2 separate regions of the Homo sapiens genome follow, and region 1 is linked to region 2. The links are chromatin loops, found by intact Hi-C in ENCODE. Cell type or tissue: testis. All regions are shown on one strand.

The links. A loop is a pair of places that touch in the nucleus more often than their neighbours do. Peaks named below come from ENCODE experiments on the same cell type or tissue, not always from the same donor. Only the 100,000 strongest peaks of a DNase experiment are listed, where the experiment ranks them.
Region 1: a loop joins it to region 2, with 2.0 times the contacts of the local background. A loop is called at or near these places in 84 of 110 quality-filtered maps.

Annotation. Positions count from the first base shown.
Region 1 is chr11:73,343,418-73,345,917 of GRCh38, reverse strand. All of the region lies in intron 1 of ARHGEF17 (Rho guanine nucleotide exchange factor 17), which reads right to left. Among named protein-coding and RNA genes, the nearest start is that of RELT, 32 kb to the left of the region's middle. In testis, no CTCF peak of the experiment used is centred here; a DNase peak (open chromatin) is centred at 1,457; H3K4me3 peaks cover 146 bases.
Region 2 is chr11:73,392,287-73,394,786 of GRCh38, reverse strand. RELT (RELT TNF receptor) reads right to left here. Exons shown (of 11, transcript NM_152222.2): 6 at 2,319-2,500; 7 at 870-950; 8 at 470-551; 9 at 53-310. Among named protein-coding and RNA genes, the nearest start is that of RELT, 17 kb to the right of the region's middle. In testis, a CTCF peak has its summit at 1,024 (motif pointing right); a DNase peak (open chromatin) is centred at 1,046.

The sequences.
Region 1 (2,500 bases), 49 kb after region 2:
CTTCCCTTCTCTGGCAGAGACTCCACTCCAAGCCCTAGACCCCTAGACTCCACTCCTGACCCCTCTAAAGCCCTAGAGTGATCCTGGGCAAGGCCCCTAACTCCTCTAGGCTCCAGATCTCTGGGTTATTCTCCTCTCTCCCCTCCCCTCCCAGGTCTCGGCTTGGCCTGAGCATCTGTGGACCGTATCTCGGGTTCCTGCCATCAAGGCTTACTGGTTCGAGCAAGTGCTGTGCAGATGGCAATGCCAGGGTGTCCATGTCTGTGGCATCCCTCCAGCCTCCACCTCTAGTCCTTCAGGGTAGGAACTCAACCAGTGGGGCTGTCCTGGTCACTGCTATGCCCAGGGCTCATGTTTTAGTGGACCTGAGCCCAGGCCTGTCCTGCCTGACCCAGCCACTGCTCCCCCTCTGCTTGTGGCACACCCACTTCAGATCCCTTGCCCTCTGACCAGGGACTCAGGGGCAAGGCCTGTCCCCACAGTGTCCTATAATGAAGCACACTCAGAAAAGTGAGCTCCCATGCTAGGAACTCAGTGGTGGGGGTGTGAAGGACACCCCTTGGGGCAGGGAGGAAGGGGGGCTGGCTCTCCCCATCCTTGCCAGCCCACCATTGCCAGCCCTGGGCTCTGACGGGTGGGAAGGTACCTCAGGGCCTCCGGAAACAGCAGACCAGAGCCTCAGAGCCTCTGGAGACAAGCAGACCATCTATCCTCGGTACTCTTGTGACCTCTAAAAAACCAGGGCAGCTTCCAGAAGGAGGCAGTGCGAGCAAGGCTCACTGTAGGATGGAGACTTGGGAGAGCGTGGAGGGCCAGGAAGGCCTCCCGAGGACAGGCCCAGATGCCTAATCCTGCCCTACCCCACGCCAGGGACATCTCAGCACCCCACAGACATGGTCTTGCTTCAGCCTCACACTCAGCTCTGTGACACAGGTGTTGCCATTTCCACTGCACAGGTGAGGGGTCATGTCAGAGAGGTGACATGACTTGTCCAAGATCACACAGCCTGTGAGTGGCAAAGCAAGGACCAGGGTCTCTTCAGCCACCTCATGACTCTCAGGGCCCCAGCCCCTGGAGTTCTCGCCCAGACTGACTGGGCAGCCACGGGCCACAGGTCCCCAGCACTGCCCTTACTGGCTGTGTGACTGTGGTGTCACCTAATGGCCCTGTTTCCACATTCTCTTCCATGAAATGGAGCTAATAACCCCGCCCTCCCATCACCGTGAAGGCAAAGGCGGCAGCGAGCAGAGCAGCTCTGTCCACACGCAGCAGGTCACCAGTGTCCACCCTTTCTCCCCCTCAGTGAGACGGCGTGGGGAGCTCCCTGACAGCAGGGCCAGGCCAGGCGCGGCCCTGGGCCCCTCAGCCACACTCCCCCGCCCACACAACGGCCCATCAGGCCCAGCGGGCACCACAATGGTCATGGTCAGGGAGGCTTCCTGAGAGGCAGGGCTGGCGCTGTGCCTGATGCCGGGAGGCTGGGGTGACACGGGGAGGCTGACGCTGCAAATGCCCGCCTCTCCCAGCCTCCTCCCTGCGGCAGAGCACAGCGGCCTGTCACTCAGCTGTCAGGTAAAGACACAGAAAACAAGGCCAGCTCCCTGTCACTGCGCGAGCAGCCCTCTACACGTGCCCACCACGGGTGTAGTGTGCGGGGGTTGCGGGGGTGGACAGGGGAGGCAGGAGGCAGACAGCGCAGCTGTCAGCCTGAACAGCAGGCCCACCTGTTCCAGGCAGAACAGCCCTTCACACCCAGCCTCCCCACAGCACCCCTCATCCCTCACCAGCCCCATCCCCAGACCTTCGCTACACCGGGCACTGAGGTGGGCACTGGGGGATACAGCAGGAAGACAGAGGGGGCCACTCCTGGGATGACTGGGGCATCACAACCCAAAGACTGAAACCCTGACGGGCACAGTGTGAAGACAGACACGCACACAGAGACGCCATAAAGGCAAGCCGCCCCACACAGAAATAAAAAACGCAGCCAGGTCACGCAGCTGAGAACCAGGCCCGCCAGCTCAGAGACTTGAGGCTGTGGAGAGACACATCATTGCACGGGGAGGGGACAGAATTACAGCCCCCACTGGGGCCGGGAGCATGGCACAGAGTCCAGGCCCAGAGACACACAAAGACAGGGAAACAGCCCCAAGACGCCTCCCCTCCCCTGCAGGGGTACACACACTGAGCGAGAACGGGGACGCTGCTGTTCCCACCGCAGCATGACTCCTCCAAGGGCCAGCAGGCCCAGCGGCAGGGAGAGGATGGCAGTGGGGGTGCAAAACTGACTCTACTTTCCAGCACACACATACACCAGGGCCACCTCAAGCCTAAGAGGAGGGCTGGGAAAACCTCTCCTTCCTGAGCCTGTGGACCCAGGATAACACTGGCGACAGCCTCAGCTTCTACAGGCACTTCTGCAAGCGGAGTGCCACCAGGCCTTGACCCTCAGCGCCCTGCCAGCCACACCACCGCCTGCCAGGGTTCCTCACCGGCAATC
Region 2 (2,500 bases):
CCCCAGGCTGTCACGTCTTTACCTGCCCCTGCTGCATCTGTGCCCATCTCACCTGCCCACAGACAAGATGGTGATCTCGCCCTGACGCCCTGCCTTGGCCCCGGCCTTGGGAACCCTGGTCGGGTTAGGCAGAAGGCTGGGAACAGGAGTAGTGGCGGCTACAGCCTCAGGGGACAGCAGCACCTCGGGCCACTTCTTCTGGCTACAGCGGGAGCAGCAGGGGCCAGAGAGCGAGGCCAGGCCCTGCACGGTGTGGAGATGGTGGCGGTGCGGGCAGATGTGTGGCACGTTCGGGGGCGCTGGCGGCAGCCTGCAGGGGGCACAGGCAGAAGTGGCCATAGGCCAGGCCAGGGGCAGGAGACCCCAGCAGGGAACAGGGTGACTTGAGGGAGACCCAAGTGGGAGATCCCCAGGAGGCAGGCTGGTTAATGTAGGTTTTGGCCCCGTTATCTCCCACCAGCCCACTCACTTGGACACAGGCCTGTGGCTCGTCTGCACCAGCTGTTTGCTGTGGTACTCTTTCAGCAGCTCCTCCAGGGCCGCAGCATTCTCTGTGGGTAGCTGCAGTCAGACCCTCACTGTGGCCATATGGGACACACCTCCCACCCCCTGCCCCAGCAGAGAACCCCCCACCTACCCTCCATACCACCACTCCCAGCCTGGGCTGTGCGCCTTTTCCTCCCACTTCATCAGGCAAGAATGGGAGGCAGAGGTGTGCACTCCTGGGTCAGAGAGCACCAGGCTGCTTGAGGCACCCTGGCAGGGAAGGCAGAGCAGGGCAAGACTCTGCCCACCGCGGCTGCCTCACAGGCTCCTGGAGGAAACCCTCCTCTCCTGGGCACTGGGATGGGGTCAGACCTTCTCCTCACCTTTCTTCTCTGTGATCAAGCGCACCAGGACCCCAATGGTGTCCTCATTGGCATCCTCAGTCCGGTAGGCAGGGTTGATTCCTGGGGAAGAGAAGGGCCCTGATCCTGGGGAAGAGGGGGAAGCCGCACTCCTGAGCTAAACCATGATCTGCCAGCAGAGGGCAACCCTGGCCTTCTTAAGGGCCCTGAGCATGTGCATTTAGGTGACAAGCCTCCCAGAGCCCTGCAAATGTGGGATCCAGGCTCAGAGAAGCCCATATCACCTTCATGATTCAACACCAGTGCTTCCTGCACCCAACAGCCCGGGTGCATAGAGGCTTCAGGGCCACGTGAACTCCAGTCATTGAATTGGGCGGGCGAGGGGGCGGTGCGTCAGCGTCTTCTGGGTCTGCACTGTCTCCTCCTCAGCCTCAAGGAGCTGTGGGCTGCCACCCTACCCAGAACTCCCCAAATCTACAGCAAACTGCTATTCCATGGCCTCTCTACTGTGCCCTATGTAACAATTTAACTGAGTGCCCCTAGTCAGCTTTGGGCCCAAATCTCAAGGGTGTGAGAATGGGCCACGATGATCAGCCCTGGGCCCAGCAGCAAACAGAGCTCCCAGGACTTGCACCCAGGCAGCATCCAGCAGTTAAAGGGAAGTCTCTAGGAAAACAAGCACAGTCCCAGGCAAAATGGCCCTGAGTCACCACGTTTCCTCCTGCCGGCTTACTGCTCCTGTCCGCTTCCTGCCCCCGCCAGACTTCAGTGTCAGGACTTAGAAGGGTCTCTGGCTCCCATGCCAGCCCCAGACAGCCGAGGGTGCTAGCATGGGAGATGCCATTTCACTCTTGAGGTAGCCACAGGCTCCCATGGGCCCAGGGCAGGGTGTGTGCGAGTGGGCCCCTGCCCTGCAGGGGAGTAGTGGTGTGGGGAAGAAGGAAAGGGGCCCGGGGCCCTGGGGGTGAAGGTGGTGGCGCATGCCTGTCCCTCCGGTTCCAGGCCTTGTAACTCAAACTACAGCCTGGAACCAAAACCCGAGCCCCTTATGGTGCCTGCCCAGGACAGGACAGCTGCCCTGCCAGCCCTCCTGCCACAGGGCACTCCTGCTACTCCAGGCCAGAGGTCAGAGGTCACCTTGAGTAACTCCAAGGCCACCATCCGACCCTGGAACCATACACACAACTGTGGCCTCCAAAGAGTCCAGATCCCCACATCTGGGCAAGGCTTCACCCAGGGTAGGATCCACTGAAGCCACTTGACCAGCTGTGCCACCTCTGCTCTGCCCCCACGGCCACACCTTCGTCCCCTTACCTTTCCTCCCATGTTGTCAGTCTGCAGCTATCACCTCCCAAGCCTCTCCCTCTCAGACCCCAGAGGCCAGGCAGGATTCCGCTGGCAGCCCCCAAGTGGAGCTGGGGCTGGGCTCGTGCCCCCGTCCTTCCCACCTGGACCCCAGCTGGGCCTCACCACTGCCTCCACCTCCAGGGCCGGGCCCGACCTCCTTGTGCGCCGTGCAGTGGTAGCCCTTCCGCTTGAGGAGGTTGCACACCAGGATGCCCAACAGCCCCATGAGGCAGAAGACAGGGACGATGGCGATGACCGCGTACTGGGCGGCTGTCTCCTCTGGGCCACCTGCCCGGGTGCCGTTC